Regions from separate parts of the Homo sapiens genome. Here regions 1 and 2 are each linked to region 3. The links are chromatin contacts, found by Hi-C in ENCODE. All regions are on one chromosome and are shown on one strand. Each heading gives the region's core, a stretch centred on a gene start or an enhancer-like site at or near the end of the contact. The rest is flanking DNA. Distances are from core to core; before and after follow the strand shown.

The links. A loop is a pair of places that touch in the nucleus more often than their neighbours do. Pooled maps may share reads with other maps.
Region 1: a loop to region 3 is called in a map with no recorded cell type, with 6 times the contacts of the local background. The contact joins two enhancer-like sites. A Hi-C loop is called at or near these places in 3 of 37 single-sample maps with no recorded cell type and 4 of 50 pooled maps.
Region 2: a map with no recorded cell type shows a loop between it and region 3 (10-fold over the local background). The contact joins two enhancer-like sites. A Hi-C loop is called at or near these places in 6 of 37 single-sample maps with no recorded cell type and 5 of 50 pooled maps.

Annotation. Positions count from the first base shown.
Region 1 is chr15:70,433,518-70,437,775 of GRCh38, forward strand. No RefSeq gene overlaps it. Among named protein-coding and RNA genes, the nearest start is that of LINC02205, 70 kb to the right of the region's middle. RefSeq lists a silencer at 1,942-2,145 and an enhancer at 2,956-3,005. Within about 2 kb of position 2,019, at least 4 of the 41 ENCODE cell types and tissues checked have a DNase peak (open chromatin) inside an H3K27ac peak, as active enhancers do.
Region 2 is chr15:70,194,402-70,198,261 of GRCh38, forward strand. No RefSeq gene overlaps it. Among named protein-coding and RNA genes, the nearest start is that of TLE3, 98 kb to the left of the region's middle. RefSeq lists enhancers at 1,743-2,526, 2,323-2,602, 2,673-2,732. Within about 2 kb of position 1,495, at least 21 of the 41 ENCODE cell types and tissues checked have a DNase peak (open chromatin) inside an H3K27ac peak, as active enhancers do.
Region 3 is chr15:69,665,876-69,670,402 of GRCh38, forward strand. All of the region lies in intron 1 of PCAT29 (prostate cancer associated transcript 29), which reads left to right. Among named protein-coding and RNA genes, the nearest start is that of PCAT29, 76 kb to the left of the region's middle. RefSeq lists enhancers at 417-1,031, 472-521, 552-601, 3,110-3,189. Within about 2 kb of position 2,441, at least 9 of the 41 ENCODE cell types and tissues checked have a DNase peak (open chromatin) inside an H3K27ac peak, as active enhancers do.

The sequences.
Region 1 (4,258 bases), core at 769-3,268, 770 kb after region 3:
ATGACAGGGTTATTAATCAGGAAACCAAAAAGATTTCGGTCTTTGCTCTTGATATTTTCTATTTTTATTTTTAGTTTTGTTTTTTCCCTCCCTCTGTCTGAAGTCATTACCTCGTCTCCTATCACCCCAAACTGGAGGTCAAAGGAGACTCCTGCTAATTGGCTCTTCCGGCTTCAAATCATAACCCATTGGGCTAATTAGAAAATTGCCAGGACTCAAGGTGACATGGGATGCAGCAGGGGACGCTGGTGGACTGGGACAGCGGTGCCAGCTGCTTATTGGGCTGCCGCCCTTCTCGCGTGCCAGGCCTGTTAATCAGCAGGGGAAATCAATACATTTTAAATTTAATTCAGTCCTGTAAGGCACACCCAAGCCCCAAGATGATTTCTCCTCATTCGTGATTCCATTTCAGTTTTACATGAAAGATTTTCAACCCACGCCTACCCAGGAATCAGAGGGCAAGCTCTGTTTTTAAGGCTTAGGGATTCTTTTTATTCTTTCTAGTTCTCTCTTATCGCCCACCCACCCCTGCCGACCAGCGTCCTCCCCACGGCATCCTCCTTCGCCTTTTTGATCATAAATCAATGTCCTTTTCCTCTGCTGCCCTGGAAGATGCAAGCTTAGATGACAACTCAGCTGTTCCCCTTCCGCCCCCAGGGCCAAGGCAAAGAGAAGCCAGGAAGATGAGCCAGTGAGGGAAGGTAGAGGGTTTCCAGAGCAAAGAGGCAGCTTTAGTCAACCCGTGGAAGGGACTTGCAGACCCGGACGATCCTTAGAAGGCTGATCAGGAAGCGACATTGACCAGGGGTGCCTGGCATTCTTCCCTGCCCTGGGATCAGCGTGGCCTCAGGAGTGCACCCAACAATGCCATCAGGCTGCCAGGACCCTCTACTGCCAGCTGGGTGACCTTAGGAAAGTCAGCTGGCCTCTCTGAGCCTGCTTCCCTGGGTGGACAATGGGGAAAACCCCTCCTTCTTGGGGTTGTTTGAAGATCAAATGGAATTCTTGAGCACAATCTCTTCCATTGTAATGGCTTCCTGGCTTGCTCCTACTTCCTCCCTGCTCCATTAAAGCTTAATCTGATAAATCAATTAAGGATAAAATACTATTGGCTGACCTCTGGTTAGTTGCCAGAGTTCAAGGACAACAATTTATTCCTCTGTGCATCTTCCTACCCCCAACCACCCCCCCGCTCCACCCGCGCGCGCGCGCGCGCACACACACACACACACACACACACACACACACACACACAGTGAATTGTCTAATGGCCTCTTCTTCCAGATAGGAGACACTCTTTGTGCCTCCATAAATGTAGCCTGGCACCAGTAAGTCCTGTATAAGTACTTAGTAGATAAAGGAATGAAAGCCTGGCCAGAGGGAAAATCCAAACCTCCTGCTAGGAGGAAAGCCAAAGGTCAAAGTTGGGTAAATAGGGGAAAGGAACCAGCCCCAGTAGCCAAGGTAGGTGAAACAGAAAGAAAAATCAGTAGAGAAGAGACAGGTTGGGAAGAGGAGTACAAGGTAGGTCAGGAGAGTTGTCCAGGTCATGCAATGAACAAGGTCTTCTGGGCTTTGAAAGACACATGACTGTAGCTCTGTGGCTTAAGGCTGGACTTCATGGTTTCTAGGACCAGACTGCTCTGGAGACCATGGAAATTGCACTGCCCAGCTGCGTGCTGGGGAGTCCTGGTGAAAAGACTGTTTCATTCCACTGAGAAGCCAAGGAAGCAAAGACGCGAAAGGGAGAAATAGGGAGGTTTCTGAGCAAGAGTGGCAAGAGGAAAGTGCTATTTCAGGGAACAAATGATTAGTGATGTTACACAGAACAGGTCAGAGGAGGAAAGAATGCAATTGGGGAAACTAGTGAGGATGCGGCCCAGGGAAGACTCAATGAAGACTGAGGCCAGGGTGACGAGGGTGGGAAAGGACACAAAAGAAGTAAACAAGAAAGGAAATCAAGACACAGACTCCCTCTCTGTGCTCCTCAGCCTGCTTCTCACCTTCCCTGCACCTGTCTCAGCCAAAGCCAGCCCTCAGGGCCCTCCCAGCCCCATGCCCCCGGGGCCAGGCCCAGTTACATCAGGTAAATAAAAAGGAAGTATGTGGTTTCTTCTTTCATTTCTCTCTCCTGACTTCCTCTGACTGCCAAAATTTGTCTGTCCCATCTGCAAAAATGTGACATTTTATATTCAAAGCAGTGCATGTCTAGTTATTTACTAGATGTGCAGCTAAGACATAATTACATTTAAAGTATTTTCCCCCAGGAATAGTCTTCCTTTAAGCAACAGTGCTCATTGTTTGAAGATCCTACATTTGGCGAAAAGAGTTCATAATTGCCTTGTAAACAGGTCTTGCAGACAGACACAGCAACAGCTACTTCTAAAACCTCCTGGAAGATTCTGGGGCTGAGAAAGTTGTGTATCTGTGTGTCTGCACATGTGTGGGTCCATGTGTCTGTGCATGTCCATTTGTGTGGGTGTGTTCTAGGTATGTGTGTGTGTGAGAGAGAGAGAGCACGTGTTTATGGAACACACGTCTGTGTCTTGTGTGTTGTGGAGGGGCAGAGCATGAAGAAGGAAACTAGTGTCTATTGAGAGCCTACCATGTTGCAAGTGCTTTGGGCATGGCCTTATTTAATCTTCAAATATTCTTGTCTCAGTTTAACAGCTGAAGAAACTGAAACTTAGAGAAGTAAAAGAACTTGCCCCAAATTAATCTGCCCATAAGTTTCAGAGATAGAACTCTGCTTCTCATAGTCTGTCTAGTTTGTGCTAAAAAGACTGAAGAAATAAAAGTACCATGTTGTGTTTTCACTCAGTGGCATACTTCATATTTTCTCAGATTCATTCATATATAATCATGTATATATCATTTTCTGAGTCCCTCCTGTCCTAGGCATTGTGGTAGAAACCTTACATATGCAATCTAATGCAATGCTTACCACCTCTCTGGAAGCGGGTTTATTATTGCCATTTCAGAGATTTAAAAAAATGAGGCATCAAGGGATTAGGTAACTCCCCCTCACAGAGCTGTAATGCAAAGGCAGCTTTGTTCAACTCCAAAGCCCACGCTCTTGCCCTTACATCCCACAGACTGGCTTCATTATTACTCAGTTTTGAGTCTTGAGAATTTAGAGTCTAGGTAGGCAGGAAAAGCATACATGTGACAACCAGAGTTATCACATGGTGGTCTGTATGTGAAGGCCAGCAGCTACCTTACATCACCAAAACTCAGATTATCTCCATCTTCCTGCTCTGCTACCCTCAGTCTGTCGGCTGCCTCAGACTAGTTTTCCTCATGGTTACAAGACAGTTGCCAGAGTTCCAAGCATTGCAAACAGCCTTGACTATACCCAGTGAAAGAAGGTAGACTAGTTAATTCTTATTTCTCTGTCTTTTTTCCTCTTTTTAAATCTTCATTTATTTTATTTTATTTCTACTATATCCTTCTAACTTTTTGTCTGTGTGTATACATAGAGGAAGTTTGGGAAGATGTTTACCTGTTGAAAAGGCATCTTTGTGTACTTTGATGCATGGTTTGATTTGTTTTTGTAATGAACATACAGAATTTTTTAGAAAAAATAGTATCTTTTAAAAAATGATGTCAGTATTCAAAAGAAATGAAACTAATCTCACAGTGTCATTCACCTGCTTAAGGTGCATCATTGGCTTCCCCACCACAGACCGGATGAAGGACAAACTCTATGGCAGTTTATAAGCCCTTCTGTCATGTGGCCTCTGTGTTCCTGCCGGAGGACTTTGGTCCTCAAACATGCAGATGTTTCTGTGCTTCCCGCCTTGGTTCCGGCGCTCTCTCCTGCTGGAGAACCTCCCTCCACTGCTCCGTCAGTGGAAACCCTGTGCCTTCCTCAAGGACCAAACCAAAAATACCTTGCTCCTTGCAGCTTCTCCAGGAAGCTCAGTCAGGAGATATTGCTCCCCTATCTAGAGGCCAGATTTTTGTGCATTTTGCATTGTGGTGAGTTTGGGTCAGTGGCATGCTGGAGCCGGTGGCTTTTTTCCACTCTTGAGACCTGAGCCTGTGCATCTCTTCCCAAGATGTCATATTGGTGTCTTGGAATCGGCCATGGAGAGAATATTTATACCATGGGAAATGACAAATGCTACAATTTTTTTTTCCTTAGGGAAGTTAGTTGTTAAACATTTACCAGCACACCTTCAGTTTGGGTAGGGGTCCATCTCAAAAATTGACTCAGAATTAATTCAGGGAGGCCTGTCTTATTTCGCTCCAAACT
Region 2 (3,860 bases), core at 245-2,744, 530 kb after region 3:
AGTTGGAGACATGCTGGTAAAAATTGCTCTCTACGTATGCCCAGGATGAGTCTCATCTCACCCAACCAGTTCCTGGAAGGCAGAGATCTAGGTCATAGGATGTGTCTCGACACCCCATGGGGGTCTTGCAATACCTGTGGAGCCAAATGTGCTGGCATGGAGGAGCCTCAGCACATCTGGGTCTTCTAGGAGAGACCCCGTCCCCTGGTCAGTCCAGGCACGTGCTCCCTACTGGAGCCCCTGGGGCCTGTCTCTCCCTTCTCCACCCTGCAAACTCCTGCTCCTTCTCCGTGCAGCCTTTTCTGTTCCCCTGGAGCAGCCCTGATTTCTCGCTGCATTGGGATTTCCCAGGCGAGGTGTCTATACCTCATGCGCAGCCTACTTTTCGCCTATCTGGGATGGAGGTTGTTTGCATGTTCCCTCCTCTTTCCTTCCTTCCTCTGCCACATAGGCCTGTTTTTGGCAGGGACCATGTCTTAGGCACCTCAGTGTCCCTAAGTGTCTCTCTCAGTGACTGACACATACTTGGTACTCCATAAAAGTTTCTGTAGTTGTCTTAACTTATGGAATGACTGCCAGCAAAGTATTTCTTGTTTCCAACCCAGGCTCCTCACTTGCCCTGCTTCCCTGAGAGCTGCTGGGAGGACCAGCAGCAGTGGCCAGCACTTGCAGTGCCTGGCAGCATTTGCAAGGTCCCTCATGGGTCCTTTCCCACAGGGTCCCAGGATGATGAGCGTGAAATGAGACCAATAAAAGATTGCACAAATCTTGTTGGACTCACACATAGGATGGAAAGCAATATCCATGTCTGAAACATGTTGGAGCAGGCCTTCCACCAAGCCCTTTAGAAAAAGGGTTGTATGTGTTGTGTAGAGCAAACCTGGCTGACAGGCATTAGCATGCCCATTTTACAGATGGTGAAACGGGATCTGAGAATTTACGAGCCTTGCTCAAGCTTCCACAGCTATGCCAATGCCGCCAGCCCGCCATCCCTGGGGTTGGAGCCAGGGCATGTGGGGTGATGTTTTTCTTGGTCGTGAGCAGATGGGCTAGTGCCCTACCTGCACAGTCTCACCGTAGCTCACCCTCCCATACATCCTGTTAAAGGTCCAGCCAAGATCCACTTCCCTCCCTCGTTTTCTTGCCTGGGTTTTGCCTAGTTCCTTCTCTTCATGCACCACAGGACGCACTCTGAGCAGGCGGGGAGGCCCGTGAGCCTGGCAAACAAGCTATTTGCTCTGGGAGGTGGGCTGCTTCTGAGGACAGCACAGGGTTTCTGGGACAGTGCTGAGGAAGTCACCCACAGCCTGGCTCCCTGGCTGAGTGGACGGTTGAGGTGGCCAGAGGAACTTAGAAGTGGCCCTCCAGTCTCAGGGGGAAAGGCTGGAGGGCTGGAAAGAAAGCAAACTCTGTGATTGAGCTGTGGGAAGCCTGGCCTGAGCCCCAGGGCCTTGCTGATGGCAGGCTGACTGCTGGGGCACCCCCAGACAGGCCAACGGAGCCAAGCCGACAGCCGGGAGAGAGGCCTGCTCTCCCACACACGTGGGAATGAGGGCTGCTGAGTCACTGCCCAGCTGGACGCAGCTCCCACTGAAGGCTGGAAGGAAGGCAGGAGAGTATTCCCAGCCAGGCTGGTGGCCTCAGGACACCCTGAAGTTAGCTGAGCCCTCTAAATGGGCCATGGTAGCCCGGGCTGCCCCTCGCCCTGCTGAACTGATGCATATTTGCCTCTTGCCGGCTTCTGGGGAGCTCCAACCAGGCAAACAGCCCTTCAGACAGGACATTGGATTAGAGGTCAGATCCCTGAACTTTGGAAAAAAACAATCCCAGGGCAAGTCACTTCATCTCCCATGTCCTCACCTTTCCTCTCAGTTACATGGTGAGGCCAACAGGGAATACGGGAAAGGTCTTCACAGGTTGCCCTGCATATAATAGGATTCAGGCAGGCTAATGGCTCTGCTCCAAGCCTTCCCCTGAGGAAGGGACAGCAGCCCGGCCCCCTCCTCCCCTGGCCTGCCACTGTTCCCCCCTTAGCCAGTGTCATCCCTGCCGTGTGCCCTTCAGAGCAACCAGGCCCCTCCCAGGGAGAGTTCCTGGGGAGGAGCTGGGGTCACCTCCCGACCCGGGCCTGGCCTGGAATCCACCTTTCACCTCGGGCAGTGGGCAGAGGAGGGCACTGGCCCTGCAGGCGGAGGCTTCTCTCCCCTCCAGCACCAGCAGCACCCGCTGGGAGGCCCAGGTGTTGTGCAACTTGAGAAGCAGCTAAGCCAGTGGACCACTCTGCCAGGACAAGAATCAACAGGAAACCTCCCCGCGCATCTCGTTCACATTCCAGGGGCACCGAGTCCAGCCCAGAGACACCGTAACAAGACACCACTCTGGCTGGCGTTGCCTGTGACACAAACCAATCTTTTATCTGCCATCTAAGCCTCCCAATTTGCATGCCAGTGACGTACCTTCCACCGCAGGGTGCTTTCCAAACCTTCTAGTGAGGCTGTGCCTCCTGAGCTCTGAGCAAACAGGGAGTAAGCGATCCTTTAGACACAGGAAGGCTTTGCTAATGATCGTCAGGCATGAGCCCTTCAAGGAAGGGACCCGTCTGTAGGCCCCAGCAGAGGACCTGACACCAGTGGGTGCCTAGGGAGCACTTAGTGGCAGTTCACTGAGCAAGCCACATCTCTGGGGATTAAAGAAAAGAAGGTGAAGCAGAATCTGGTTAAATGGGCCCATGTGTGCTTGGAGGAATCCCCCCCACCTCTCTCTCTCTATCACATATGCACGGGCCCTCCCCCTCCACACACGCATCACTGAGTTATTTCTCATGATTGGAGCATGATGCTGTGGCAATACGGAATTCAAGCCTTTTATCTCTCAGGCCCAGGATGGGAAAAGGACTCACTCAAAGTCACCCAGCAGATTAGTGACAGCACTTTTGATGTTTATTATTTTGTATTTTCCCATGTCCTGCCATTTCATCGCACAATTGTCCTCCTTCTCCATCCCACTCCCAGCCAAGTCCCTGCATCTGCTGCACTCGCCACTAGTTCCCAGTACTGTGTTTGAAATGCTTAGGGAAAGGGGATTGCTGGCAGAGGGAAGAGCACGTGCAAGCTCCCTGAGGCAGCAGGGAGCAAATGAGGTGAGCACCCCACTCCCGCCAGTGAGCAGGACTCAGAGAAGTGGGGGTCAGTGGGGGTAGGTGGGAGTCGGAATAAGATCCGACTTCATAAAGTTTGTTTCTGGATGTGGAGCTAGCAGCCCATGGGGCCAACTTGCTGCCTTCAGGCAGGTGAGTCTCCCTGCTTGTGACTAAGGAAGCTTCTGTAGTCCTGAGGCACGGAGGATCTGGGCATGAGCCTGCTGGGATGTGGGAAAGGGGCGTGTGAGAGAACCCACATCTCCTGCTTCCTAGGTCAGAGCACCAAGGAAGGCTTCCTGGAAGGGGCAGACTTTGTGTGGGGCCCAGAGGAGAGCTGTGTGAGCACCCTGGACAAGCTCTACGGATCTGGGTCAGGAGTGATGCAGGAGGTCACACCACAGGCGTCTTCCTGGACTGAGCACAGCTGCCCCCAGGTGTGCCTCAGGCACTGGGCCCAGCCTGACGTGTCTCAACAGGGTGGGGTTGGCCAGAGGCTGGCATGGGTGTGTGTTAGGGGAAACCAGCGGAGGAAAGGTGAGCCAGGGCTCCCTGACGTGACCTGAGAGATAACCCTGAGGTCAACCTGTAAGGGCCCCGGGGAGGAAAGGTGAAGGGAGCCTGGCGCCCTTGCTGGTTGTGAAATGATGACATCTGCTGTGGGTCTGGAACAAACACATAGTTTGCCACAGACCCTGATCCTTGGGGACCCTGCGGTCAGTGC
Region 3 (4,527 bases), core at 1,191-3,690:
TGGCCAGCGGGAGATACCAGAATGAGAAGCAACAGTGGGAGGAGAGAGGGGCTGGGCTATTTCTCCTCTGCTTCTCCCTCTGGGACGTGTGTCTCGGAAGAGCTGCCTCCCTCTGTGACTGCGCTCCTGTGGGGCGGCCCCTCCTCCACGGCCCCCACTCCTGCTGGTCTCTGGCCATGACATCCTGCCCTGCCCTGTAGATGCGGGCTGCGGACAGCTGTCAGCTGTTCTAGTCCAGGAGTCTCCCCATCCCTTTTGGATTTCCTTAACCCTGCCTAACTCAGTCACAAGCCCCTCCATCTGTGTCTCTTCATTTGAGCCACCTGGGGGGAATTCTGTTTCCTGTGGGGACCTCGAATGATACTGGGGTGGACCCATTCTTTATTGAGGACCTACGCTGGCAGCCATCTGCCTAAAGGCACACACTGGGAGGAAGGAGTCCAGACCTCCCAGGGTAGCACACATCCCTCTGGGAGGGTCCACCATTCACCCGGCTTGCTTTCCTGGCCACTGACACCCCTCCCCAGGCCCCACCGCAAGTCTTTGTACACCACCTTAGTGGAGTCTCGTGTGTGGCCCTGTGAGGCAGGGTCTGGCTAGGCCCTCTAAGGGATGTGGAAACGGAGGCCCAGGGAGGCTGGGGCTCTTCCCTAGGGTCACCCAACTTTGCACAGCAGAGTCCAGTTCCAAATGTGGGGCTAGCTGGCTCCAGTGCTGAGCAACTTCCTCTGTGCTGTGTGGGAGGTTCGTCTTGCTCATGTAGCTCACGTAGAACACACACACACACACACACACACACACGTGCACACACAGGCACAAATGACTAAATGCTTTTAAGGAGCTGTAGGAGAGTATGGGCAGGGATGCAAGGCCAGAAGTGAGGAGGGTTAGACGTGGCAGGGAGGGCTGGGTAAATCCAGGAGGGCATTTTGGAGGAGGTCAATAAGTCCTGGAGATGATTGGAAACCGCGTGGAAGCATATAGCCAGGAACTCTCTAACCGCGCCTCGGTAGACTGGTTGCACTGAATCACCAGGTTGGGTGGGGTTTAGGGGTATGCTTTAAAATTAGACTCCCAGGCCTCATCTCTAACATATAGAATCAGAATCTCTGGGGATGCAGTCCAAGAATCTGTTTTGTTTTGCTTTGATATGCAACTAGTCGTGGGAGCCACAAACTCTTCCCACTTCCCCATTTTACGTGCTGGGGAAGTATGTAAAGGAAGTAGAGAGAGGCCTAGGGACTTGCTCAGGGTCTCACAACAACCAATTCCAAAGCCAGGGCTGGCACCCAGGCCCCTTGGTTCCCAGCTCGGTGCTCATCCGACTGCTCATTCACCCTCGGGCTTCTCAGTGGGCAGGGTGGAAACACAGCTTCCTTAGATGATGGTCTCAGCCTCCTCCTCCCCCCGCCCCAGCCACCCTGCAGCCGGTTCTCAAGATGGCAAGTGGGGGGTGGATGAAGGTGGTGGCAAAGCGAGAAAGCGCCTGGAATAACACGACATTTTGAAATGTGAATCACTGGCACTTTCTGTTTTCTCCTGTTCCCCCTCTGCACCCTCCCATTCCCGCCCCCCCCCCCCCCCCGCCGACCAGGCACTCTCTGAGCTGTAGGAACGCTAGGCCTGGACATCCACCCAGCGTGTGGAACCAGCTGGGGAAGCCACCTGCGTGCAAGAGTGGGTGGAGTCTGAGATGAGAGCAGAGACTGGGGCTCTGGGCCTACTGCTGTCCCTTCTTGCTGTGTGACTTTGGGCAAGGCACTGTACCTCTCTGGACCTCAGCACTGGGATGCTCACCATAAGGCTTGTCAATACCCTTGGGCTGCCACATGGTGGGGGTGGGGGCCCTGCAGGACCTAGTCTATCCTGAATCCCTCTTCTGCCCTCCTGTCCTGACATTCCATCGCTCGTGTTCCGGTCTTTTGAACCCTGAGTAACAGGAGCCCAGGACGGTGCTGGTGGGAGGGTGCTGGGAAAGGGGGAAGCTGGGGAGGGGGCAGTTAGGGCTGCCAAGTGGAACAGGGGCCACTCAGCCGCTGAATGAGTGTCTGGACTCCCACCCCCAGACACTTCCTCCACATTCCCTCAACTCAGGAGCTAATGATTCAAAAACAGAGGTCAGCTCCTGGCTCCATGTTGACATGCAGGTACAGGGCAGAGCAAGCCAATGGTACCCTGGACCTCAGGGGGCTTGTGCCCTCTGTGGTGTGAAAGGTCACTGGGCATTTCTTAAGTGCCTCCAGCGCCAGGGCTTCTCCTCAGGCACCAAGGAGTGAGTTGGCTCTGTGTGTGTTTGTGTCCCCATCCCCAGATCAGGCCTGACTCACCCCGTGTCCCCACAGTCCAACACAGTGCTGGGTGCACAGCAGGGGCCCCAGGGACATCCCTGCATGGAATTTGTGCTGCCTGGCCAGGACCTCGTCAGCCTCAGCAGGCAGGAGCCTTGGTCCCAAGAGGATTGCCTTTGGGCAAGGCTTTTTTTCAGGCCCTCAGTGACCACATTTCTAAAATTGTGGTAGTGGCCAGTTTCATAGGCTGAGGAGCTCTTTCTGCTCTCCCTCGCCACAGGGTCCCTCTGCCTCAGCAGGAGAGCAGGCCAGAGTGCAGAGTCTGAGTGTGAGGCAGATGTGCATACGCAGGAACTCAGACAGGGCTGGCACATGGCAGCTGCTCAGTTATCGTCTATGAGGGGAAGAAAGGAGGAGGAGGGAAGAGGCAGAAAGAGGGTGAGGCTGGTGTGTGCAGCCCCATCAGCTGGCTCTGTGCTCATCTGATCCCTCTTGATCCCCCAGCTGGCTCCTGCCCACCCTCCTCTACTTCCTCCTGTGGCCTTTTCCCCTCCTCCTGAGAAGAAGGTGATATTGGAGGAAATGGTGGGGAGGGCACTGGAGAAAGCTCCCTAGGAAGTGGAGCTCTGTTCTAGAGACTAGGGAAATTAGGCCGTAAGTCTCCAGACCTCCCCTTCTGAGGAGCCCTCCATATAGCAGGAGGTGCTCAAAGCTGAGTGTCCCAATCCTGAACTTGGCAAACAACCTAACCCTAACACCCCACTGACGGTGTCCCAGGTGTAGACCCCTGTCTGGCTAGGAGGGACAGTGTTTAGTTTGCCACTGAGTGAGGGTGGTGGTGTGGGGTGGGGCTGTAAGAGAGAAATGCACCCCAGGAAGTGGGAAGCCAAGAGTGGGGAGAGTTCCATGCCCAGGAGCCCAGGGCCCACTTGTGGCTGCTCACGCTCACCATGTTTTGTCACCTGCCACTGGCTCCTAACCACTGATCAAAAATAGTCCTCTGCTTGCCCTTACATGTGACCGGCCTGTGGTCAGAGCACCCTACCCAGGCTGGGGTTGGGCTGCACGAGCATCCTGGCCAGCCCTGCCCCAAATGAGACAGGAAGTGCTCTGAAGTGCCTCTGTAGCTGATGGGGGCCGGGGTGGGGGGACCCTGCCAGCAGCTATCTGGGAGAGTTTGGCTTATGTTTCATAGTGTTTTCAAGGTCAGTTTCTTCCTCCTTGTTACCTGTGCCTCTTGTTTCTCTTAAAGGCCATCTGGAAAGAGGATATGGCCCAGAAGCATTTCTGTTCTCTCTCTGGACCTGAACATGGTTCCCCAAGGGTGTATTGTCTTGGCTGGCATGGTGGGTGGAGAGGGTATGGGGACAGGGTGGGCCCTAGCTTAGAATCCAAGCCACAGGGGCTTTAAACCCAAGAGAAAAAAACGTGGAGAGCTACAACCAGGCATTTTACCAATGAGGAAGCAACTTCTAGGGAGGTGAAGTGACTCACCTAGTGACTTCAAAATAAAAAATTCCCATTTCACAGATGAGGAGACAAAATCATAGAGACAAAACGTGACCTGCCTAGGGTAACACCATAGTGGCAGAACTCTGACTGGACCCAAATCTCTGGGTTCCTCGCTTCCTTCCATCCTGCTGGACAGCTCTGTGTGTGTGATCTGTTGGTAAATTAGTTATGCTTATCTCCATTTACAAATGAGGAAACTGAATCTCAGAACAATGGCGTACTTGGCAAATAATGACACCTTCAGCTCTGCTTGAGATCAGACGCAGCAAGTCCAGTGGAGGCCCAGGTCCCAGCTCCTCTAGGAAACCTGTCCTGACGATTCCAGGCCACATGGAGTCCTTCCTTCTCCAAAGTCTTACTATGCTTATTTTAAGGAATAGAAAAATAATGCTAAGAAAGAAGCAAGGAAACATTCGTACAATGCTCATGGCACGCTGAGTATTTGCCAGCACTCATGGGCGCCTAGGGACCACCTTGAGCAGGACTCAGGATGATGCTCATTTTACAGGTGAGGAAACTGAGGTTCAGAGGGCTCAGGTCCCAACCCATGTCTGTCTGACTCCCAAGTTCAATGCGCTTTTCTCCCTTATTCAGCCCCACATTCTCCTCCTCTAGAATCGTTTCCTGAGTGCTTTCTTGTGTCTGCAATTTGGCTGTAAGCTCATCAATCATAGAGATCATGTCCCTGCTTGCACCCCACGCAGCTGACCTGGGCTTGACCTCGGCA